5 separate regions of the Homo sapiens genome follow, and regions 1, 2, 3 and 5 are each linked to region 4. Evidence: read pairs that join two places in POLR2A ChIA-PET (ENCODE). Cell type or tissue: GM12878. All regions are shown on one strand. Region 1 overlaps PPTC7 (protein phosphatase targeting COQ7). Region 2 overlaps RAD9B (RAD9 checkpoint clamp component B). Region 3 has its middle 34 kb from the start of PPP1CC. Region 4 overlaps TCTN1 (tectonic family member 1). Region 5 overlaps ANKRD13A (ankyrin repeat domain 13A).

Region 1 (5,000 bases), 77 kb after region 4:
CTGGAACTAGATAATCTAGCTAAGTGGAATTCTGATAAATACCCAATAATTTGACAAGACCATGAAAATACTATTTCAGGCTTACAGAATATCAATTTTTCATATCAACACCACATGGTACATACAGTACTTTATTAAATTGTGCTGGAGAAATGAGTCATTGTTCATGCATGCCATTGCTTGTACAAGATTTTGCATACATTGTTAGGGAAGAGCACAAACAGACATCTGCGTTATTTATTGGAGTAACTTCCTGATTCTCTAGACCTCTTACTACATGCATCAAATAGAACTTGCAGGAAATGGAGTCAAAATGGTCTTAAGTGACTGGGCACGGTGACTCACGCCTGTAATCCCAGGACTTTGGGAGGCTGAGGCGGGTGGATCACTTGAGGCCAGGAGTTCAAGACCAGCTTGGCCAACATGGTGAAACCCCATCTCTACTAAAAATGCAAAAATTAGCTGGGCGTGATGGCGGGCGCCTGTAGTCCCAGCTACTCAGGAGGCTGAGGCAGGAGAATCGCTTGAACCCAGGAGGCAGAGATTGCAGTGAGCCGAGATTGCGCCACTGCACTCTAGCCTGGGTGACAGAGCAAGACTCTGTCTCAAAAAAAACCAAAACAATAAAACCAAAATGGTCTTGAGGTGGGCACAGTGGTGTAGGACCATAGTCCCAGGTACTTGAGAGGCTGAGGCTGGAAAATCGCTGGAGTCCAGCCTGGGTGACATAGTGACACCCTGTCTTTTAAAAAAAGTGGTCTTGGATATGTTCTTTGATAATGTTATTGAGGTGTTCTCTTTTTCTTTCTCACATCTTTTCTCAGTTCACTTTTAAATTGTCAAGAACGTTCCAAGATGCTGCTTTTTTTCCCCGCCCCTTCTCTGAGACAGAGTCCTGCTCTTGTTGCCCAGGCTGGAGTGCAATGGCATGATCTCAGCTCACTGCAACCTCCGCCTCCTGGTTCAAGCGATTCTCCTGCCTCAGCCTCCCAAGTAGCTGGGATTACAGGTGCCCGCCACCATGCCTGGCTAATTTTTGTATTTTTAGTAGAGACAGGGTTTCACCATGTTGGCCAGGCTTGTCTCAAACTCCTGACCTCGTGATCCACCCGCCTCGGCCTCCCAAAGTGCTGGGATTACAGGCATGAGCCACTGCGCCCAGCCAAAATGGTGCTTTTTTTGAGTTGACTTTTACAGTTTATCTTTTCTTAGATGAGTGTCCAGAGTAAGGCAAAGCCTCAGATTTCAGTGTCTTTAACAATCTTATAGCTTTATAGGACCTGGCACAAACATCACTGGCAATTCATAAATGTTGATTAATGGACAATGAACCTTTTGTAAAAATAGAAGCATTCTAGCAAGTACTTGTCTCTACTTAATAGCTCTCATTAAACCATCTCTTAGGTCCAAACTAAGATAAAATGAATTATTATTGCCATCTTTTAAACTGGAACGAGCATGTTATGTAATTAAATGTTCAGCATTGCCCATCTAAAAATTTAGCAGTAAAAGTAACTTTTACCGGTAAAAGTCTAAATATTCTTCCAATTATGGTCACCAGTCTAAATCCAAAAGTAAAAAGTAAAAGTAGGCGGGTGACCATAATTGGAAGAGTATTTGATTCTAGGCCCTTCTAAAGTTGGCTGTAATCTACATTATTGTTAGCCACACTGGAGTGGGGAGAACTCTGAACCCCAAGGCCTCCGTAGAGCCCAAGCTCAGATCACAGTTTTTGGAGACTGGTGCTTCAATTTTTTCTTCATTTGATTCTTCTTGTTGGGCTTCCAAGCACCAAAGCAGCCCTGCCATATCTCACACACTGTCTGTGGGACAGACAGGTTGGGGCAGTACTCTGCCGGCATGCCAGCGAGGTGGAGGTGGCTTCCCCTAGAGCCCAGAGACAGCTCGCTAGCATGTGATTTCAGCTCATGTTTCAGTGCGGTCAAAAGTTTCCAGCAGCACAGTATGTTCAATCAAAATGGGCAAAACTGCAGCTGGCAGAACACCAAGCTCATGGGTGGGAGTGTTAGGAGAGGACGAACTGTCCAATGGGAGCAAGACTCTCACAGACAGAATAGCAAAGGACACTTCTGGGGAAAGAAAAACCTCAGCATAAAACAGAGCTTCAGTGCCAACCTGGTCATTAATCTACACTTCTAGAATCTGATTAGCTTTCAAAGGCTGAGCAGATGAGAGCGTCTTGCATTGTTTTCTCTTTATTCCACAGAAAGAATTGACCTGATTTCCCCCAGTTTTACAGTCTTTTTCCCTTTTTTTTTTTTCATGCTGCATGTATCTCCTTAGTTAATGGTCCCTCTTATCTACAGAATATTATTTTAACCTTAACTTACAGGTTTTCCTTTAGTAGACATTTTTACAAAATGTTGATTATCTAAATATGTAAGTGAAAGTCGGTTCCCTGCAGCAGCACATGGCAGAACTTTACATGTGCCACCTTTTTCCTCAGTCAAGTGAAGATGAACCAGAAATTTTCTGAGTGCATTTAGTGTGAATCCTCATAGGCATGTGTGCTTTTGTTTGTTAGTTTTTATGCTTTCTCTTCACAAATGTTGTCACATGTTGCTTACACAAGTGTTGGGGTTTTTCCGTGGAGCTTAGGGTGCTTTGGATCTGGTGCCTCCCTTCCGGGTCGGTATCTGATTTGCTTTCCTGGCTCTTGTTCCTTAATTACAGATTAAGGCGGATTATCAGATCTCACCTTTCCCTCCCCAGGGAGGCCTGGAAGGAGGGAAACTGGCCTTAAGAAGTCGCCAAGAACCAGCCTCAGGAGGCCATGATCTCTGAATATAGGATCTTTTCTCCCCACCCGGGGTTTTCCCCCATTTTTATGTCTGTTTTCATCAGGCATTGTCAGAGAAAAAGATCTTCCATCTGTTTTTTTTTTCAAGAGTTGTACACAAAAAAGTTTAGTGAGACATCTGCCTCCTGTTCCTGCCCTTAGCCACATATTCTGTCCTCAAAGGTTTCTTTATGAGCAGTTTCTTTAGTTTCTTTTTCTTTTTTTTTTTTTTTTTTTTTTTTTTGAGACAGAGTCTCGCTCTGCTGCCCAGGCTGCTGGAGTGCAGTGGCGCAATCTCGGCTCACTGCTACTGCTGCCTCCCTGGCTCTAGCAATTCTCCTGCTTCAGCCTCCCGAGTAGCTGGAATTACAGGTGTGCACCACCATGATCTAACTTTTTGTATTTTTTAGTAGAGACAGGGTTTCACCATGTTGGGCAGGCTGGTCTTGAACTCCTGACCTCAAGTGATCTGCCCACCTTGGCCTCCCAAAGTGCTGGGATTACAGGTGTGAGCCACCACCCACAGCCCGCTATGAGCAGTTTCTTTGATTCTCTCCAGATCTATTCCCTGCATATAGAAGCATCCATGTCTGTGTGTCTTTCTGCCTTTTTTTTTTTACGGAAATGGTTGCACATACGACACACCGTCTTCACCTTGCTTTCTTCAACAGTATATTGAAGAGTTTTTTCCCCCAATTTGGAGAGTCAAATATTTTGCTGCTTCATTCAGTTATGCAACAGATATTTCTTCTATTTTTTTTTTTTCTTGAGATGGAGTCTTGCTCTGTTGCCCAGGCTAGAGTGCAGTGGCGCCATCTCAGCTCACTGCAACCTTCAGCTTTGGGGTTGAAGCAAGTGATTCTCCTGTGTCGGCCTCCCAAGTAGCTGGGATTATAGGCGCACGCCACCATGCTTGGCTAACGTTTGTATTTTTAGCAGAGATGGGGTTTCACCATGATGGCCAGGCTGGTCTTGAACTCCTGACCTCAAATAATCTGCTTGCCTCGGCTTCCCAAAGTGCTGGGATTACAGGGGTGAGCCACCACGCCTGGTCAAGATATCAAGATATTTCTTGAAGACGTGTTACATGAGGCACACTAATAAATACCTACGTATGATGACCACTTTGGGACCCTTGGGAGACACAGAGTCCTTACTATGCCAAAATACTGTAGCTATTTCCGGTGAATGTATTCTTTTTTTTTTTTTTTTTTTTTGAGACGGAGTTTAGCTCTCGTTGCCCTAGCTGGAGTGCAATGGTGCAATCTCAGCTCACTGCAACCTCTGCCTCCCAGGTTCAAGTGATTCTCCTGCCTCAGCCTCCCTAGTAGCTGGGATTACAGGCGTGTGCCACCACGCCCAGCTAATTTTTTGTATTTTTGGTAGAAACGGGTTTTAACCAGGCTGGTCTCAAACTCCTGACCTCAGGTGATCCGCCCGCCTTGGCCTCCCAAAGTGCAGGGATTACAAGCGTGAGCCACTGCGACTGGCAAGTGAATGAATTATTTTTTTCCTTTTTCTTTTTCTTTGAGATGGAGTCTCACTCTGTTGCCAGGCTGGAGGGCAGTGGCACGATCTTGGCTCACTGGCTCACTGCAACCTCCATCTCCCGGGTTCAAGCAATTCTCCTGCCTCAGCCTCCTGAATAGCTGGGATCACAAGCGTGTGCCACCACGCCTGGCTAATTTTTTAATTTTTAGTAGAGACGGGGTTTCACCGTGTTGGTCAGGCTGGTCTTGCACTCCTGACCTCAGGTGATCCACCCACCTTGGCCTCCCAAAGTGCTGGGATTACAGGCGTGAGCCACCACACCCAGCAGTGAATGAATTCTTATAAGATTGGCGGCTGGGCGCAGTGGCTCACGCCTGTTATCCCAGCACTTTGAGAGGCCAAGGCGGGCAGATCACGAGGTCAGGAGATCAAGACCATCCTGGCCAACATGGTGAAACCCTGTCTCTACTAAAAATACAAAAAATTAGCCGGGCATGGTTGCGGGCACCTGTAGTCCCAGCTACTCGGGAGGCTGCGCCAGGAGAATGGCGTGAACCCAGGAAGCGGAGCTCGCAGTGAGCCGAGATCGCGCCACTGAACTCCAGCCTGGGCGACAGAGCGAGACTCTGTCTCAAAAAAAAAAAAAAGATTGGCATGTTGTTCTCCACAGGTATTCATCATCCCACCCTCACTATGGCACTCCAGGACC
Region 2 (5,000 bases), 90 kb after region 4:
TATAGAACTTTTTCCCAGCTGAGGCTTTGCACCTTCCGTATAGTATAGAGGGAAGCTACAAAAAAAATCTGCTGTACAGTCAGTCGTGTTGTTTAACAGAGATGTTCTGACAGATGCATCCTTAGCAATTTCATCATTGTGTACTGACACAAGCCTAGATGGTCTAGCCTACTACACATCTGGGCTATATGAATAGCCTGTTGCTCCTAGGCGACAAACCTGTATAACATGTTACTGTACTGAATACTGTAGGCAGTTGTAACACAACAGTAAGCATCTGTATATCTAAACATAGAAATGTTTCAGCAAAACTATGGTATGAAAGACAAAAAAATGGTACACCTGTATAGGGCAGCTCCATTATCTTATGGGACCACCACTGTCTGTGCAGTCCATCGTTGACCAAAACGTTGTTATGCAGCACATGACTGTATTTCAGCTTAGCACTCTGTATCCAAATTCTAAAATCCAAAGTGCCCAGCTAATTTTTGTAGAGATGGGATCTCACCATGTTGCCCAGGCTAGTCTTGAACTGCTGGGCTCAACTGATCCGCCCACCTGGGCCTCCCAAAGTGCTGGGATTACAGGCATGAGCCACTACACCCCGCCAGTATTAACTATAATAATAGTCCAATGCTGCATCCAGGCTATTACTGATGATGATGCCTTTAAGACCTAAACCCCTCTGCCTACTTCAATGAATGAACCAGAAATGTTATCCTCAGCAAAGAGACCTACAGAGTTACTTTTGTGTATAAAAGCTCCCTGTGTAGGCATCTGCATTTGTTAGAAATACCAGAAATTCAGTGTTAATCATCAGTGTAAGCATAAGATACATATATCTTCCCCTACCATGTGATGAAAGGACTTAGTTGAAATTATGTGGGCATTGCCAGTTACCACAAAAAGCTTGGTTAAGGCCCATTTTCATTCACTAAGGAACATCTTGGGATGAACTTGAGTTTTTATTAGGTTATTGTGGGTAGCTATGACTCATTACTAAGCTACAAGAGCCAAATTAATTCTGGTTTCAGTTAGAACTCTATTCACAGTTCTAAAGCATGCAAATCCACTCAGCCACCTTTATGAATTTCTCACAAAGTCTAAAGTACAACTGCTTGCCAGTTAACACTTCCTTACGGTTTGAAGGTTTCAGAAAGATGTAACAATAATATGTTACAAAAGTCTCGTTTGTCAGGTTATAATTGACTGTAAACAGGTTTGGGGGAGGGAGAGGCACACATCATAAGACATTACATAACAATGTTTTGTGCCAGATTTTTTAGTCCATTTGTGCAGGTAAAAAGCTAACTCTTAAAGGGCCAAAGAACAGAGACATTTGTCTTCCACCTTATTCCACTCCAAACTCAGGCTGTCTTGGCAGTGGAGGATACTGTTCTATGTCAGATAATACAGAAATATTTGGCATCACTTCCATTAAATTCTTTCCTGCAGCACACTGCAAAATAAAAAATCACATCTGAAAATCAGAACAATTTGAGGTTAGGAAATAAAATTTTACAATATGTAAAAACACTCCAGGTTGGGCGCAGTGGCTCAAGTCTGTAATCCCAGCACTTTGGGAGGCCGAGGTGGGCAGATCACTTGAGGCCAGGAGTTCAAGACCACCCTGGCCAACATGGCGAAACCCTGTCTCTACAAAATACCAGAAATTAGCCAGGCATGGTGGCACGCACCTGCAATCCCAGCTGCACGGGAGGCTGAGGCAGGAGAATCGCTTGGACCTGGGAGGCAGATGTTGCAGTGAGCAGAGATTGCACCACTGCACTTGAGCCTGAGTGACAAAGTGAGACTCCGTCTAAAAAAGCCAAGTGAAAGTGACTATATATTTTTACTCTTGATCTTTTTTCCAGGGTTTATTCTACTTAAAGTCTTAAAATATAAAAAACAATGCACAAAAAAGGCCATGGTATTACATGAGAAAACTAAAATCCAAATGTTTGCAATCAAATACAAAAGATACCTGACTACAAATCACAAAATTCCATTTCAAGCCATCTTGATGGCACTCTAAATGGCTGTTGAATAAAGTTTAAATACCTTTATAAAACTAGCAAAGATGTTAAAAGCTCTAGGGTGAACGTGCATTGAATTGAAGAACTCTAATGGGCTTTTTTCCTTCACAGAAAACTCTTCTGCCTCACAAGTAGCATAATGGATTTAAAGCAAGTTACATACACTTGACAAACAGCTATTTCTAGATATGGTTGTTGTACAAGATGATGTGGTTTAAAAGCCCATCCTCCATTAAAAGGAAGTCCTGGACAACCTCTTTTAGACACTAAACATGCAAACTCGTGCTTGAGGGGCAAATGAGCCAGTCACTGGGCTGGGGCCCAGCTCAGCCATCATTAAGCATTAGAATATAGAGAAACTGCCATTATTCATGTCCTCTTCACTGTCACTTGCTCTTGCCAGACTGTCGAAAGGGTGGTTGAAGTGTTCTTGCTGGTCAGAAGAAACTGCTCCAAAGAACATGCAAGAAAACTGGAGGGAAAAAAGGAACTGCATTGTTGATTCCAAAGAGAAAGTTTGCTCATTAAATGCTCCAGGTGACAGCCCTCCTCAGAAACCTGACCAGTATTATATCCCTGTCTTTGCTGGTGATGGTTCACAGAACACCCAGAACCTTCATTATTGGTCCAACACGTCCTAAAACCAAACCTTGGCCGCGCATGGTGGCTCACGCCTGTAATCTCAGTACTTTGAGAGGCCAAGGTGGGCGGATCACGAGGTCAGGAGATCGAGACCATCCTGACTAACATGGTGAAACCCCGTCTCTACTAAAAATACAAAAAAAAATTAGCTGGGTGTGGTGGCGGACACCTGTAGTCCTAGCTACTCGGGAGGCTGAGGCAGGAGAATGGCGTGAACCCGGGAGGCGGAGCTTGCAGTGAGCCGAGATCGTGCCACTGCACTACAGCCTGGGGACAGAGCAAGACTCCATCTCAAAAAATTAAACAAAAAAAACAAACCTTTCCCTGCCTTCAAAGGCACATGACAATCTTCAGTTTGGGATCAATGGTCTGCTGCTGACTCCCCTCCTGAGCCATCAAAGCTTCCACCAGAACTGAGAGGCAGAGGTCAACGAAGCCTCCGTAAGCCACTGGATTAATTAATCCATCTTCTTCCCTTCCCCTCCTGCTACGGCAGAAGCCACTCTTCCAAGTTAAAGCCAGTCCTTTCCTCCCTATCTCTGCATCCCAGCACCCTGGGAATGTTAGCATTTTCAAATGCTCAAATGCCTCTCATCTTCACCTTTTTATTTGTTATCAGGTTTTGCCCTATTGCCCAGGTTGCAGTGCAGCTGTGTGATCACGTCTCACCGCAGCCTCAAACTCCTGGGCAATCCTCCCACCTCAGCCTCTGGAGTAGCTGTAACTACAGGTATGCACAACCATGCGCAGCCTTTTTTTTTTTTTCCGTAAAGACCAGGTCTTGCTACGTGGCCCAGGCTGGTCTCAAACTCCTGGCTTCAAGCAATCCTCCTGCCTTCACCTCCCAAAGTGCTAGAATTACAGGCATGAGCCACTGTGCTCAGTCTTCTTATCTTTAAAATACAGAAATAGCCAGGCACGGTGGCCCACGCCTGTAATCCCAGCACTTTAGGAGGCTGAGGCAGGTGGATCACCTGAGGTCAGGAGATCGAGACCAGCCTGGCCAACATAGTGAAACCCCGTCTCTACTAAAAATACAAAAAATTAGCTGGGCATGGTGGCGGGCACCTGTAATCCCAGCTACTAGGGAGGCTGGGGCAGGAGAATCACTTGAACCTGGGAGGCAGAGGTTGCAGTGAGCTGAGATTGAGCCACTGCCAGCCTGGGCAACAAGAGCGAAACTCCATCTCTAAACAAACAAACAAATAGCCTAACCTCATCCCATTTCCCCCTTCAGTTACTGCTTTATCTCTAATTGTAGAGCTGTCTACACCCACTGTCTCCATCTTCTCATTCTCCTACTCTTTACTTAAAAAAAGCTTCTCCAGGCCCGGCACGGTAGCTCACGCCTGTAATCCCAGCACTTTGGGAGGCCAAGGCGGGTGGATCACCTGAGCTCAGGAGTTCGAGACCAGCCTGAGCAAGATGGTGAAACCCTGTCTCTACTAAAATACAAAAAATTAGCTGGGTGTGGTGATGCATGCCTGTAATCCCAGCTACTTGGGAGTCTGAGGCACAAAAATCACTTGAACCCGGGAGGTGGAGGTTGTAGTGAGCCAAGATTGTGCCCCTGCACTCCAGCCTGGGCAACAGAGCAAGACTGTCTCAAACAAACAAAAACAACAAAAAAAGCTTCTCCCTCACTGACCCCCATATCACAGAAACTTATGGTCAACAGAATTTACCACATCCTTAAAGTCAGGACCCATTTTCAGTCCTCCCCACTTGTTATTCACTCTGACATCTTTCTCATGCCGCACTCTCCTGGCTAATCTCAGCTCAGCCAGCTTGCCCTCTTCTAAGCAGCCTCTGAACTTGGGTTACTTAACCTCAGCGCTGCTGCCATTTGAGGCCTTATGAGTCTTTGGTGTAGAGCTGTCCTGCAGGGAGGAAGATGGTGGGCGGCACTGCGGGTCTTTACCCGCTACATGCAATTAGCATTCCCTTAACATATCCAAAACTGAATTCATGATCTTACTAAGCCCTGAATCTACTTCTCCAAACCTAAGACCTCCCTGGATACCTTTTTCCTTAACCCCCATAACCAATCCATCACCAAGTCCTGCTAGTTTTGGCTCCTAAATGAACTATTTCAGCCGCCTCTCTCCACTTCTCATCTAAGTAATCACCATCTCTCAGATGCTACAATTGGGTGACTATTGCCTCACTGAAGCCCGTTTTTCATATAACACTTTCAGCTAAAGTCATCCAGTCAACATTCAGTCTGTCAGCCCTCCCAGGTAAAGCCATTCAAATATTTTAAATACCCAGGTACTTTGGCCGCTTGCACAGCTTCCAGGACTCTCCAGCATGATCTGGCTC
Region 3 (5,000 bases), 160 kb before region 4:
CTAAAAAACCTGGTGCTGTTTAATCATCTCAGATACCTTCCACTGGCTTCCTGTGATCTTCAAGTGATCTTGTGAGTGAGGTGTTTGGAAAGATGAGACAAAATGAGGAAGAAAGTCTAAAGAAAGCCCTGGAGAGAGCTGGAAAGAAAACCCTCAAATTCAGCGCCAATCATGGTGGCTCACACCTGTAATCCCAGCACTTTGGGAGGCCAAGGTGGGTGGATTGCTTGAGACCAGGAGTTCGAGACCAGCCTGACCAACATGATGAAATCCCTTCTCTACTAAAAATACAAAAATTATCCTGGCATGGTGGTGGGCACCTGTAATCCCAACTACTCAGGAGGCTGAGGTGGGAGAATTGCTTGAACCCAGGAGGTGGAGGTTACAGTAAGCCGAGATCACACCACTACACTCAAGCCTGGGCGATGCAGCAAGACCCTGTCTCAAAAAAACAAAAACAAAAGCAAATACAAAACTCAAATTCAGGGCACTGCATTGTTCTTGGCCCCATTATACAGATGAAAGAACTCTAGGGTCCAAAAGCTCAAAAGAACCTGTACTCCAACCCCAAACTCCTAGCTCTTATCATGCAACTCAACTGCCAGCATCACAGACAAAGCAAAGCTGGAAAAGACCTCACACATGGGGCTGCATGGTGCAGAGAGCATTGCCTCAGCCTCTCATGTCGGCTAGACAACACTGAGTTCAAATCCCTTTCCTGGGACTTAGAAGCTGCCGACTTGGGCAAGCCGTGTCAGCTCTCTGAGCCTCGGTTTCCTTATCTATAGAATGGTAATAATAACAGTATCTCGACCAGGCGTGGTGGCTCACACCTGTAATCCTAGCACTTTGGGAGGCTGAAGCAGGGGATCACCTGAGGTCAGGAGTTCGAGACCAGCATGACCAACATGGTGAAACCCCGTCTCTACTAAAAATACAAAAATTAGCTGGGTGTGGTGGCGGGCACCTGTAATCCCAGCTACTCGGCAGTCTGAGGCAGGAGAATCACTTGAAGCCGGGAGGCAGAGGTTGTAGTGAGCCGAGATCGTGCCATTGCACTCCAGCCTGGGCGACAGAACGAGACTCCGTCTCAAGATAGTAATAATAACAACAACAACAACAGTATCTCTCTCTCAGAGGGGTGTTGTGAAGATCTGATGAAACGAGACATGTAGAGTTCCGAAATGATAGTAAGGACTAGAAAATGTATGTTGTTGTTAGAATTAGTACAAAACTGAGGCCCAAGTTTACACAAATTAGGTAATGGCAGATCCAGGCTTAGCAGCTGGTCTTGCAGCTCTCACTCCAGCATATTATTTCCTTTTTTTTTCTTCTTGAGATGGAGTCTCGCTCTGTCGCCCAGGCTAGAATGCAGTGGCGTGATCTCAGCTCACTGCAACCTCCGCCTCCCAGGTTCAAGCGATTCTCCTGCCTCAGCCTCCTGAGTAGCTACGACTAGAGGGGTGCGCCACCGCGCCTGGCAAATTTTTTCTATATTTAGTAGAGATAGGGTTTCATCATGTTGGCCAGGCTGGTCTCAAACTCTTGACCTCAAGTGATCTGCCCGCCTCGACCTCCCAAAGTGCTGGGATTACAGACGTGAGCCACCGCAGCTCTTGTATTTTCACCAAGAGAGTTTCTTGCTACTTACTCTTCCACCAAAAACAGTGATAATACTAATTATTTTAGTTATTACAGCTGAGACTCTGTGTTCCAGATCCCATCTTAACACCTTACACCTGCTCATCAAATCATTGTGACAACCTTGTAACATAGGTCCCATCATTATCCTTAGTTTATAGATGAGGAAACTGAGGCCCAGAAAGCAAGAGAACCTTGCCCAAGGTCACACAGCTAGTAGACAGCAGGGCTAGGATGCAAAGGCAGGCAGCCGGCCCCAGAGTCCACCTTGTAATCTCTGCACTCACTGCTTTCCATTAAACTTCTTGGGGATTTACCGCAAATCATGGTTACTTTTCTTTACTATTATCTCTATATATATATCAATTGACTTTCACTTACACAAGTAATATGTGAATGAATACATTCTAAAAAACAAAAACAAAATTAGGGCATGACTGACAAAACTAAACTCTGCTTGGACATTACTCTTATTTTCCACTGTGAGTAGTTTGGTAAGAATCCTCTCAGCCTTTTGCCTACACGTTTACATATGTACTTTACTGCCACTTTGCATACTCTTCCCACTGGGCCTCTAGAAAACAGTAGCTGAGACGGCAAACTTGAGACTGAAGAAAGGTTGTGGGGGCTGGAGATGGTATCACTTTCTGTTTTCTGTAGATCAGTTACCTATAAATATTCTGAAAGCTTCCCGGCAGGTGACTCAGCCAATGGGCCAGAGAGTTGGATGCATAATTAGGTTTCCTTGGCTATCTGCAGAGACAAAACCAGAGAAGGTGGGCTGTCTCTATCCAATATGGCTGCCACTCACCAAATGGGGTTTTGGGCCCTTGAAATGTGGCTTGTCCGAACTGAGATGGGATATAAGTGCAAAATACCAGATTTTGTAGCCTTATACAAAAAAAAAAAAAGAGGATAACATAGCTCATGCTTTTTTAAAAAAAACCTTTCCTATGGTGCTAAATTAATTTCTTTTCTTTCTTTCTTTCTTTCATTCATTTTCTTTCCTTCCTTCTTTCTTTTTTTTCTTATTTCTATGAGTCAGGGTTTCACTCTGTCACCCAAGCTGTAATGGCCTCACAAGTAGCTGGGACTTGTGTATGTGTAATCACTTCTAGCTAATTTTCTTTACTTCCTTCCTTCCTTTCTTTCTTTCTTTCTTTCTTTTCTTTCTTTCGAAACAGGGTTTCACTATGTTGCCCAGACTGGTCTCAAATTCCTGGCTTCAAGCAATCCTCTCACTTTGGCCTCCCAAAGTGCTAGGATTACAGGCATGAGCCACTGCACCTAGCCTTGAAATACTTTCTTTTTTTTCTCTCTCTCTTTTTTTTTTTGAGATGGACTGTCTTGTCACCCAGGCTGGAGTACAATGGCATGATCTTGGCTCACTATAACCTCCACCTCCCAGATTCAAGCTATTCTACTGCCTCAGCCTCTCAAGTAGTTGGGATTACAGGTGCCTACCACCGTGCCCGGCTAATTTTTGTATTTTTAGTAGAGACGGGGTTTCACCATGTTGGCCAGGCTGGTCTTGAACTCCTGACCTCAGGTGATCCACCCGACTCGGCCTCCCAAAGTGCCAGGATTACAGGCATGAGCCACTGTGCCCGACCAGAATGCTTTCTTTATATTGATTACGTGTTAAAATGGTCATTTTTAAAATATATCAGGTTAAATTAAATATATCATTTAAATTAACTTCAGCTTTTTTAATGAGGCTACTGGAAAAATTAAAAGTCCATATGTGGTTTGAATTCTTTTTTTTTTTTTTTAAACACACTCTGTTGCCCAGGCTGGAGTGCAGTGGCGAGATCTTGGCTCCCTGCAACCTCTGCCTCCCAGATTCAAGCGATTCTCCCGCCTCAACCTCCCAAGTAGCTGGGACTACAGGCGCCCACCATCACACCTGGCTAATTTTTGTATTTTTAGTTGAGAGGGGGTTTCACCATGTTAGCCAGGCTGGTCTCGAACTCCCGGCCTCAAGGGATCCATCCGCCTTGGCCTCCCACAGTGCTGGGATTACAGGCGTGAGCCACCGTGCCCGGCCTTGAATTCTATTTCTAATGGATAGCGCTGTTCTAAACAGTTGCTTGAGGAGACACTATTTTAAAAAATTATCTGAGAATGGTAATGATAGTTCGATTGTATCAGGTGCTCTAAGATGAGGTTGCAGGCTAAACACTTCCCATTGCTTATCTCTTCCATTCCTTCACAACAGTTGCATGAGCTAAGCACTATTCTTACCTCCATTTTGCAGAGGAGGAAACTGAAGCTCAGAGAAGTGAAGTCATTTGCCCAAGGTCACACAGCCAGGAAGCAGCCAAGCAGCAATCTGAACACATCCCTCAAGGGATTAACCCTGTGGATGACAGGACAAGAAAACCATTCACAGGGACCCGCCTCAGAGATGAGTATAGTCAGAAGAAAGTCCTGGAAAAGCCAGGTTCCAATGGGATAATACAAGCCCATCTCATTCACAGCCCTTTTTTTTTTTTTTTTTTTCTTTTTGAGACGGAGTTTTGGGTCTTGGTCTGTCACCCAGGCTGGAGTGCAGTCGCATGATCTCGGCTCACCGCAACCTCCACCTCCCCGGTTCAAGTGATTCTCCTGCCTCAGCCTCCTGAGTAGCTGGGATTACAGGTGTGCACCACCACACCTGGCTTTTTTTTTTTTTTTTTTTTGAGACAGAGTCTCACTCTATCGCCCAGGCTAGAGTGCAGTGGCTCGATCTTGGCTCACTGCAACCTCTGCTGCCCAGGTTCAAGTGATTCTCCTGCCTCAGCCTCCTGAGTAGCTGGGATTACAGGTGCCTGCCATCACGCCTGGCTAATTTTGTATTTTTAGTACAGACGGGTTTTCACCATGTTGGCCAGGCTGGTCTTGAACTCCTGACCTCGTGATCCGCTCGTCTCGTCCTCCCAAAGTGCTGGGATTACAGGTGTGAGCCACCGTGCCCAGCTTAATTTTTGTATTTTTAGTAGAGATGGGGTTTCACCATGTTGGCCAGGCTGGTCTTGAACTCCTGACCTCATGTGATCTGCCCACCTCAGCTTCCCAAAGTGCTAGGATTACAGGCATGAGCCACTGTGCCCGTCCTCATCCACAGCCTTTTGGGGGTGGGGGTGTTGTTTTGTTAGTTTGGGGGCCAGAGGAGAAACCAATCAGACAATTCGATACCTGCTTCTCTGCCCTACCCATTGCAAGGCCCAGCCCCTGCTCTGAATTAATATGGAGTTTACATTTGAAGAGTAAGTGTTAGTTTCTTTTTTTTTTTTTTTTTTTTTTTGAGACAGAGTCTTGCTCTGTCGCCCAGGCTGGAGTGCAGTGGGGCATTCTCGGCTCACTACAAGCTCTTCCTC
Region 4 (5,000 bases):
CCTGCAGTTAAGCAGGCCATCCCACATCCCCCCATCTCTGTCCACGCAGTTCCCTCTGCCTGGAATGCCCTTCCCCTCAGTCCATGCTGACCATCTTCCACGTGTCCTTCAGGACCCAGCTCAGCTCCTGTTTTCTGGGGAGCATTCCTTAGTGGGGCTGAGTTAGATGCCATTCCTCTGCCTTCTCATCGTGCTTGATGTAGAAACTGCCATCCACTCCTCTGTCTCCCTTACTCGACGGTAAGCTCTTTGAAGGCAGGAGAGTGCCTAACTCATCTTTATGTCCCTGGTGCTGGCATTCAGGAGGTACTCAAGAAAGGTTGGGAGAAAGGAAAGACTGCTGAGACAGGAAAAGGAAAGGAAGAGGCAAGGGTCAGGGGAGCCTCCAGGTTTTTGGCCTGGTGTCGGCCTAAAAGACTAATGGTAGAGGAAGTCAACAAGGGACACTAGGAAATCAGTTAGAGGTGGAAGGGAGAAATTCATTCATCCATTCAACTCATTATTATTATTATTATTTTTTTTTATGGAGTTTCGCTCTTGTTGCCCGGGCTAGAGTGCAATGGTGCGATCTTGGCTCCTGCAACCTCTGCCTCCCAGGTTCAAGCGATTCTCCCACCTCAGCCCCCTGAGTAGCTGGGATTACAGGCACCCACCACCACGCCCAGCTGATTTTTGTATTTTTAGTAGACACGGGGTTTCACTATCTTGGCCAGGCTGGTCTCAAACTCCTGACCTCAAGTGATCTACATGCCTCAGCCTCCCAAAGTGCTGGGATTACAGGCGTGAGACACCATGCCCAGCCAATTCAACTCATTCTTAACGAGGGCCCACTATGTGGCAGGAGCTCTACTAGGTACTAATGGTTAAGGAGAAAAGAGATCTTCCAGGTTAGGCGCAGTGGCTCACGCCTGTAATCCCAGCACTTTGGGAGGCCGAGGTGGGCGGATCACGAGGTCAGAAGTTCAAGACCAGCCTGGCTAACACGGTGAAACCCTGTCTCTACTAAAAATACAAAAAATTAGCTGGGCATGGTGGCACACGCCTGTAGTCCCAGCTCGTTGGGAGGCTGAGGCAGGAAAATTGCTTGAAGCCAGCAGGCAGAGGTTGCAGTGAGCCGAGATGGAGGCACTGCACTCCAGCCTGGGCAACAGAGCAAGACTCTGTCTCAAAAAAAAAAAAAATAGCCCCAAGTTGGAGCAAAAATGTCACTTTCAGGCTCCTGTATTTACTAAAGGGAGGAAAACAGAATGACTTTCAACAAATACTGAAACATGCTACAGGCCAGGTAGCCAGAAAATTAATCTGACTACATTGCCCTGTTCTCTGAGCATTTTTACAATACTAGAAATAGGCTCAAAATCCCATTGGTCAATAAAATAGTTTCTCACAGGAAAAACCCATTGTACTTCTTAAAAGGGTTCACCTATCAAGTATCAATTGCTAAAACTTGCTATAAGGCTAAATTTAAATTAGCTATCTCTGAATACTAAGTTGGTCCCATCCTGAATTAATGAGCCTCTTCTAAGTGCTCCTAGTTTTTCAAAAAGCCTTGAAGCTGGGCGCGTTGGCTTACACCTGAAATCCCGGCACTTTGGGAGGCCAAGGAGGGCGGATCACCTGAGGTCAGGAGTTCGAGAGCAGCCTGACCAATATGGTGAAACCCCACCTCTACTAAAAATACGCCAGGCATCGTGGCGTGCACCTGTAGTCCCAGCTACTCAGGAGGCTGAGACAGGAGAATTGCTTGAAGCCAGGAGGCGGTGGTTGCAGTGAGCCACTATCACACCACTGCACTCCAGCCTGGGCAACAGAGCGAGACTCCATCTCATAAAAAAAAAAAAAAAAAAGAAGCCTTGAAACCTCAATTATAAGAGATCATTCAGAACAGATTATTTATTTACCTTATAATCAGCTGGAAATGTCATTTTTCATTGTTCTATACAATGCGAACTGTGAGAATTCCTGGTAGATTTACATATCAGAAAAGTACAGATTTCTTATCTAATTTTTTGTTACAAATACTATGTCCACAACAAAAGCTGTGAAATTAAAATGCACTTTTCACCCTAGGCTATACTAATTCACTGATACAAAAAATGTGACCACTGTCTACAACTCAAATTGAAATGTAATTCAATCTTCAAACACAGAGGTTTCATTACATTATTTTAATGTATATTCTCTCTTCTCTTTTGCCTGCACAGTCACCTGGCTGAATGCAAATAAGGGATAGCTACTTTTTTTTTTTTTGAGACTGAGTCTCGCTCTGTCACCCAGGCTAGAGTGCAGTAGCGCAATCTCCACTCACTGCAAGCTCTGCCTCCCGGGTTCACGCCATTCTCCTGCCTCAGCCTCCCGAGTAGCTGGGACCACAGGTGCCCGCCAACATGCCCGGCTAATTTTTTTGGATTTTTAGTAGAGACGGGGTTTCACCGTGTTAGCCAGAATGGTCCCAATCTCCTGACCTCGTGATCCACCCACCTCAGCCTCCCAAAGTGCTGGGATTACAGGCGTGAGCCACTGCGCCCTGCCAGGGATAGCTACTTTTTTACATATTTGTTTGGACGGTATGGCTTCAGAACGACGTAAAACACTGGAAATCAGGTTTGGGTTTTTAAGCCTGGGAAAGTTTTCCCTTTCTCCAAATTGTATTATCCTGGTCAAATTTTTTCAAAATTGCATGTGTCATACGTAAACTTACGTGACAACTGGAACTGAGCAGGCAGAAAAGACACTGAAATCCACGGAGCTGCAGTCGGGATCACAGCAGCAGTTGATGTCACACTGTGCTGGGGATAAGTCACAGACACAGAGAACAGCAACTGCAGAAAAAAGAGGGGTAGGATCCAGAACATCACCATCAGCAGGTGGTGACTGCCCCCTGCCACCACAGTGTACCATAAGTCAATTTCATAAAAAAGATCCATTTTATTTTTCCTATTGCACTTTGGGGGAAATTTGTGAAGTGGAAATGAGTCAGTTTGAGCATCCCACAATCAGAGGTTTCCCCAAAGTGGCTAATGATCTGACTCGCTTGGAAAGTTCTGTTAGTGCTTTGCCTACAGAGATGCTGATTTCGTAAGCTGAATATGAAACCCAGGCATTTGCAGTTTTCAGAAACTTTCCAGGTGATGCTTATAATTAGACAAGTTTAAGAACAAGCACCCCTAAACCATTTGCCTGACCATAAGAACCACCAGTTTAAAACTCCAAAGTCCTTAAGCCCCTCCTCTAGAGATTACGATTCAGAGGAAGGGCCCACTTAAACCTTCAGGAAAGAGACTTTTCAATCTTGCCCCCTCTTCACGTATAACCTGCTGCTTTAAAGCTGAACTCATATTCACAGACCCTTGGCCAAGAATCATACCGGCTCAGGTGCTCAGAATGTCTTTGGTGATTTAGACAATAAGGTATGAGGGCGGGGTAGGAATCTCCCCCACCTCACAACTTTTAATTATTTTATTTATTTATTTATTTTTTAAAGGAGTTTCGGCTCTTGTTGCCCAGGCTGGAGTGCAATGGTGCAATCTTGGCTCACTGCAACCTCCACCTCCTGGGTTCAAGCTATTCTCCTGCCTCAGCCTCCTGAGTAGCTGGGATTAAAGGCATGCACTACCACGCCCAACTTTTTTTTTTTTTTTGTATTTTTATTAGGGACGGGGTTTCACCATGTTGGCCAGGCTGGTCTCAAACTCCTGACCTCAAGTGATCTGCCAGCCTTAGCCACCCAAAGTGCTGGGATTACAGGTGTGAGCCACCACTCCTGGTCAACTTTTAATCATTAATAAGGATGATTTTTCTTTGCCGCTTTGCAACAAAGATGATTATCTGGATTTTTAATTCTCTATCTTATTCTGTCAAATAAGGACAAGAAAACCCTTTTAAAAAATAGAGAATGAATTTATAGTTGCAATTATTGCTGGAAGGGAAGAAGTAAGATCAACCTTCAATCTTATCTGTAACGTTTTCTTTTTCAAAAGAAGATTTCAAACCAGGCACGGTGGCTCACATCTGTAATTCCTGCACTTTGGGAGGCGGGCAGATCACTTGAGGTCAGGAGTTTGAGACTGCCCTGGCCAACATGGTTAAACCCTGTCTCTATTAAAAATACAAAAATTAGGCTGGGCGCGGTGGTTCATGCCTGTAATCCCAGCACTTTGGGAGGCCAAGGCAGGCGGATCACAAGGTCAGGAGATTGAGACCATCCTGGCTAACACGGTGAAACCCCGTCTCTACTAACAATATAAAAACTAGCTGGGTGTGGTGGCGGGCACCTGTAGTCCCAGCTACTGGGGAGGCTGAGGCGGGAGAATGGCGTGAACCCAGGAGGCGGGGTTTGCAGTGAGCCGAGATCGCGTCACTGCATTCCAGCCTGGGCGACAGAGCGAGACTCCATCTCAAAAAAAAAATTCAAAAATTAGCCAGGTATGGTGGTGGGCGCCTGTAATCCCAGCTACTCAGGGAGGCTGAGGCAGGAGAATCGTTTCAACCCAGAAGGCAGAGGTTGCAGTAAACTGAGATCACACCACTGCACTCCAGCCTGGATGACAGAGTGAGACTCCATCTCAAAAAAAAAAAAAAAAAGATCTCAAGCCAAAAAACAAAATTAACAAAAAAGGAATCTGAAGCAAATGCTGCTAGTGTCCACCCAACATTCTTATTTGTACGTATGAATTATTTCACGATAAAAAGGAGCTTTAGAAAAATGTACCCCACAGCGGCCGGATGCAGTGGCTCAAGCCTGTAATCCCAGCACTTTGGGAGGCTGAGGCAGGTGGATCACGAGGTCAGGAGGTCCAGACCAGCCTGGCCGACATGGTAAAACCCCGTCTCTACTGAAAATACAAAAATTAGTCGGGCATGGTGGCACACACCCGTAGTCCCAGCTACTCAGGAGGCTGAGGCAGAAGAATAGCCTGAACCCAGGAGGCAGAGTTTGCAGTGAGCCGATATCGTGCCACTGCACTCCAGCCTGGGTGACAGGGCAAGATTCCATCTCA
Region 5 (5,000 bases), 620 kb after region 4:
TGAGCCAAGATTGTGCCATTGAACTCCAGCCTGGGCAACAATAGTAAAAACTCCATCTCAAAAAACAAACAAACAAAAAAAACCTCAAAAAATTAAAGAAGACCTAAATAAATTGAAAAACATCCTTATGCTCATGGTTTAAAAGACAATATTGTTAAAATGACAAAACTCTCCAAACTGAGGTATAGATTCAATTCAACTCCTATCAAAATCTCAGCTGGCTTTTTGCTGACATTGACAAGCTGATCTTAGAATTCATGTGGAAATGCAAGAAACCTAGAATAGCCACCTTGAAGAGAGAGGTCTGAGGACTCACATTTCACGCTTGCCAATTTTAAAACGTACTACACAAAGCTACAGCAATCAAGACAACGTGGTACTGGCATAAGGACAGACATACAGGTCAATGGAATACAATTTAGAGTCCAGAAATAAACCCACACATTTATGGTCAATTGATTTTCAACAAGGGTGCCAAAATAATTCATTGGGAAAGAACTGTCCTTTCAACAAGTGCCGCTTGAACAACTGCATATCTACATGCAAAAGAACAAAATTTTGGCTGAGCTCATTGGCTCATCCCTATAATCCCAGCACTTTGGGAGGCCAAGGCGGGAGGATCACCTGAGGTAGGGAGTTCGAGATCAGCCTGATCAACATGGAGAAACTCCATCTCTACTAAAAATACAAAATTAGCCAGGCATGGTGGCGCATGCCTGTAATCCCAGCTACTCGGGAGGCTGAGGCAGGAAAATTGCTTGAACCTGGGAGGCGGAGGTTGTGGTAAGCCGAGATCACACCATTGCACTCCAGCCTAGGCAACAAGAGCGAAACTCCATCTCAAAAAAAAAAAGACAACCCATGGAATGGGAGAAAATATTTGCAAATCACATACTGATAAGGGCCTACTATCCAGAATATGCAAAGAACCTTTACAACTCAACAAGTCAAATAACTCAATTTTTAAATGGGCAAAGGATTTGAGATGACATTTCTCCAAGGAAGATACACAAATTGCCAATAAGCACATGAAAAGATGCTCAACATCATTAATCATAAGAGAAATGCGAATCAAAACCACAATGAGATGCCACTTCACACCCACTAGGATGCGTACAAACAAAACAACAGATAATACCAAGTGTTGACAAGGATGTGAAGAAACTGGAATCTCATACACTGCTGGTGGAAATGTAAAATAGTGCAGCCACTTCGAAAAATTGCTGGCAGTTCCGCAAAAAGTTAAAACATAGAGTAACTACATGACCCAGCAATTCCTCTCCAAGGTATATACCCAAGATAAATGAAAACATATACCCATACAAAAACTTATACATGGGGCTGGGTGCAGTGGCTCATGCCTGTAATCCCAGAACTTTGGGAGGCCAAGGTGGGCTGATCACTTGAGGTCAGGAGTTCAAGACCAGCCTGGCCAACATGGTGAAACCCCATCTCTACTAAAAATACAAAAATTAGCCAGGCGTGGTGGTGCACACCTGTAATCCCAGCTACTAGGGAGGCTGAGACAGGAGAATCGCTTAAACCCAGGAGGCAGAGGTTGCAGAGAGCTGAGATCATGCCACTGCACTCCAGCCTGGGCAACAAAGCAAGCTGTCTCAAAAAAAAGGAAACCCACAAAAACATATACACAAATACACACAGCAGCGTTACTCATAATAGCCAAAAAGTGGCGACAACCCAAATGTCCATCAACTGACAAACGGAGAAACATTTTCGTCTAACAAACAAAACATAGTACATCCATGCAATGGAATATATTCAGTGATAAAAAGGAATTAAGCACCTGAAACATGCCACAACGTAGATGAACCTCCAAAACATTATGCTAAGTAAAAGAAGAAACAAAAGGCCACATATGATTCTATTTATATGAAATGTCCAGAATAGGCAAATCTAGAGACAGGAAGTAGGTTAGCAGGTTGCCTGGGCTGGAGGGGTTGGGGAGAAATGAGGAGTGACTACTACAGGTATGGGGTTTCTTTTTCGGGTGAGGAAAATATTACAGGGTGGGTGCAGTGGCTAACACCTGTAATCTTAGCACTTTGGCAGGCCAAGGCAGGAGGACTGCTTGAGCCCAGTCTGGGCAACATAGGGACACATTTTCTCTACAAAAAAATCTTTAAAAATTAGCCAAGCGTGGTAGTGCTTGCTTGCAGTCCTAGCTATTTGGGAGGCTGAGGTGGGAGGATTGCTTAAGCCGAGAAGGTCAAGGGTGCAGTGAGCTGTGATGGTGCCAGCCTAGGCAAGAGAGTGAGACCCTGTCTCAAAAACAACAAAAAAACAAAAAAGAAAGAAAAAGAAAAAAATTTCTGAAATTTGACAGTAGTGATAGTTGCATAACTCAGCAGATATACTAAAAACCATTGAATAACCTTTAAATGTAGATTATATAAGTGAACTATATCGCAATAAAAATCTTTTGAAAAAATCAATCTGTATATGTTTATACATAATACATAAAACGAATCTCTCATGTACTGTTTGACAAGTTGCTTAATTCCTCCTGAGCTTCAGTTTGCTCGCTTGTAAAACTGAACAATAAAAAAAACCTACCTTACAGTTCTTACAAGGGGAAAGTCCTTAACTTAGCACGGTGCTTGACACCACAGTAAGTGCTGAGAAGAGTTACCTGTTATTATCATACGCCCACACTATGTAGTTTCATATAGCTGTCACTTTCTCCCTAAAAGGGATTTGCTCAAATTGCATTACAGTTATTAGTGGGGCTTAGAATCTTCAACTAATAATATGAGTTCAGAGAACAAGGAGTTTCAGAATTTAGCTGGAATTCACTTTTTCTTTTGAGACAGAGTCTCCCTCTTGTTGCCCAGGCTGGAGTGCAATGGTGCAATCTTAGCTCACCGAGATCTTGGCTCACTGCAACCTCTGCCTCCCAGGTTCAAGCAATTCTCCTGCCTCAGCCTCCCGGGTAGCTGGGATTACAGGCATGCACCACCACGCCTGGCTAATTTTGTATTTTTAGTAGAGACGGGGTTTCTCTGTGTTGGTCAGGTTGGTCTCGAACTCCCGACCTCAGGTGATCCGCCCACCTCGGCCTCCCAAAGTGCTGGGATTACAGGCCTGAGCCACCACGCCCGGCTGGAATTCACTTTCGAAACTGATCATTTAGGTTTTCCTTTTAAGTTTCTTTAGCCATGAGCTATACCCAAATAAAAATACCCATCCTCCTTTAACTAGGAGTTTCCTTCCTATTTGCTCATTTCAGCTCATCCACTTTTCTTGCTCAAAAGCCTTAAAAAAAATTTATTTTTTTTTTGAGATGGAGTCTCATACTGTTGCCGGGCCTAGAGTGCAATGGTGCGATTTTGGCTCACTGCAACCTCCGCCTCCCAGGTTCAAGCGATTCTCCCACCTCAGCCTCCCAAGTAGCTGGGATTACAAGCACCCGCCACCATGCCCAGCTAATTTTTCATATTTTTAGCAAAGATGGGGTTTCACTATGTTGGCCAGGCTAGTCTTGAACTCCTGACCTCATGATCCACCTGCCTTGGCCTCCCAAAGAGCTGGGAGTACAGGCGTGAGCCACCGTGCCCAGCCAAAAAAAATTTTTTTTTAAGGAGACGGAGTCTTACTATATTGGCCAGGCTGGTCTTGAACTCCTGTCCTCAAGCACTGACCCCACCTCAGCCTCCTCAATCAAAAGCCCTCTTTACTATCTTGCCATCCTCCTGCCGAGCTCTGAGGCCAGGCTGCAGAACCAGACAACTGGACACCCCTTCCAGCTTGCCCACTAGCCTCAGGTGAATTATCAGTTCCCCTGTGCCTTGGTACCTGGCATGCAGGAAGTGCTTCATAAACTCACTGTCACCTTTAGGGGGACTCCAGCAAGAGGCTGCTGGCTAGTCCTCCTCTCTCTCAACACAGACAACCACCCTCACTCCTCTTCACTCTCAGACCATCCTGGTCCTGTGTGGCCCCCACGCTGAGTCAGTGGAAACAGGAATCTTGAGGCCAGTTTCCTAAGGTGAGCTTGAACCCCCGATGACCAAGGGGGCACATGAGGAGAGCAGGCTCTAGGCTCTTCATCTTGGATGCCTAGCCCATGGCTCAGCGATTTGAATCTGTGCCCGGGGCCTCACCTGGCCTGCCCCAGGCTGGAGTGAGAACCCCAGGAATGTCCTCCTCTTACCTAGGTGCTATACTTTTCACCTGCTGGCTTCCTAAACAGGGAGCCTGGCTCTAGAGTCAGGCCTCATTTGCCACCCTCCACCTCACACAACCCAGGTTTTCCAACCCTGTCTAAGGTACACTGACTCACCTTTGCATCTGTCCCCTTAAGTGTTCATGTCTCACCATCAGTAAGAAGGCCAAAGAAGTTTAACAGACTTCTTTAGCTAAGCGGCCAACGACATAAGCAGAACACAAACAGTTTCAACTTCAGCAACCAACTTCAAGGCCCCACTGAATATTAATGAGCTGATGGGTTAAGAGGCACTTTATTAAATGCCTCTGCTGATCAAATGAAGGCCTGAAACAATCTGGTAGTTGGCATAGTTACACAACTGCCTGCTATTAGTGAGACAGTGGGATTGGGGCTGGCTCACACACACAGAAACACGTGCTTATCCTCTTCATCTGGATAAACTTGATTCTTTCTTGTGTTGCTGTTCCTGGAACAGGAACAAAAAACCTGGAAAAAAATTCTTACAGCTATCAGTATACATGCTCCAAGTCTCAATCAGGTGATAGACGGAATGAGGAAACTGACAGCAGAAACTCACCAGCAAACAAAACATTAAGGGAAACAGCCACTTTATTGCTGGGGTGATAAGAATTTTTTGGGTTTTTTTTGTTTTTTGAGTCGGAGCCTCGCTCTGTCTCCCAGCCTGGAGTGCAGTGGCACGATCTTGGCTCACTGCAACCTCAGCCTCCTGGATTCAAGCGATTCTCCTGCCTCAACCTCCTGAGTAGCTGGGATTACAAGCACGTGCCACCACATCCAGCTATTTTTGTATTTT

Evidence for each region. ChIA-PET counts read pairs that join two places held together with the same protein. Peaks named below come from ENCODE experiments on the same cell type or tissue, not always from the same donor. Only the 100,000 strongest peaks of a DNase experiment are listed, where the experiment ranks them.
Region 1: POLR2A ChIA-PET joins it to region 4 with 5 read pairs; 11 of 35 experiments call an interaction of 5 or more read pairs at or near these places.
Region 2: POLR2A ChIA-PET joins it to region 4 with 5 read pairs; 6 of 35 experiments call an interaction of 5 or more read pairs at or near these places.
Region 3: POLR2A ChIA-PET joins it to region 4 with 8 read pairs; 5 of 35 experiments call an interaction of 5 or more read pairs at or near these places.
Region 5: POLR2A ChIA-PET joins it to region 4 with 6 read pairs; 1 of 35 experiments calls an interaction of 5 or more read pairs at or near these places.

The regions. Positions count from the first base shown.
Region 1 is chr12:110,540,718-110,545,717 of GRCh38, reverse strand. All of the region lies in intron 3 of PPTC7 (protein phosphatase targeting COQ7), which reads left to right. Among named protein-coding and RNA genes, the nearest start is that of PPTC7, 40 kb to the left of the region's middle. RefSeq lists enhancers at 1,683-1,782, 4,264-4,764, 4,765-5,000. In GM12878, no CTCF peak of the experiment used is centred here; DNase peaks (open chromatin) are centred at 1,967, 2,517 and 2,927; H3K27ac peaks cover 2,279 bases.
Region 2 is chr12:110,528,033-110,533,032 of GRCh38, reverse strand. It overlaps RAD9B (RAD9 checkpoint clamp component B), which reads right to left. Exons shown (of 11, transcript NM_001286535.2): 11 at 1-2,508. The coding sequence ends at 2,380. Among named protein-coding and RNA genes, the nearest start is that of RAD9B, 28 kb to the right of the region's middle. RefSeq lists an enhancer at 2,463-2,712. In GM12878, no CTCF peak of the experiment used is centred here; DNase peaks (open chromatin) are centred at 1,042 and 2,287; H3K4me3 peaks cover 640 bases; H3K27ac peaks cover 2,751 bases.
Region 3 is chr12:110,773,947-110,778,946 of GRCh38, reverse strand. No RefSeq gene overlaps it. Among named protein-coding and RNA genes, the nearest start is that of PPP1CC, 34 kb to the right of the region's middle. RefSeq lists an enhancer at 2,150-2,489. In GM12878, no CTCF peak of the experiment used is centred here; a DNase peak (open chromatin) is centred at 2,276; H3K4me3 peaks cover 870 bases; H3K27ac peaks cover 1,664 bases.
Region 4 is chr12:110,617,658-110,622,657 of GRCh38, reverse strand. TCTN1 (tectonic family member 1) reads right to left here. Exons shown (of 15, transcript NM_001082538.3): 2 at 2,702-2,822. Among named protein-coding and RNA genes, the nearest start is that of TCTN1, 6.0 kb to the right of the region's middle. RefSeq lists an enhancer at 2,906-3,125. In GM12878, a CTCF peak has its summit at 2,880; a DNase peak (open chromatin) is centred at 2,997; H3K4me3 peaks cover 1,059 bases; H3K27ac peaks cover 1,737 bases.
Region 5 is chr12:110,002,456-110,007,455 of GRCh38, reverse strand. The region is part of intron 1 of ANKRD13A (ankyrin repeat domain 13A); the gene reads right to left. Among named protein-coding and RNA genes, the nearest start is that of ANKRD13A, 5.5 kb to the right of the region's middle. RefSeq lists an enhancer at 1,807-1,946. In GM12878, no CTCF peak of the experiment used is centred here; a DNase peak (open chromatin) is centred at 2,659; H3K4me3 peaks cover 3,931 bases; H3K27ac peaks cover 3,938 bases.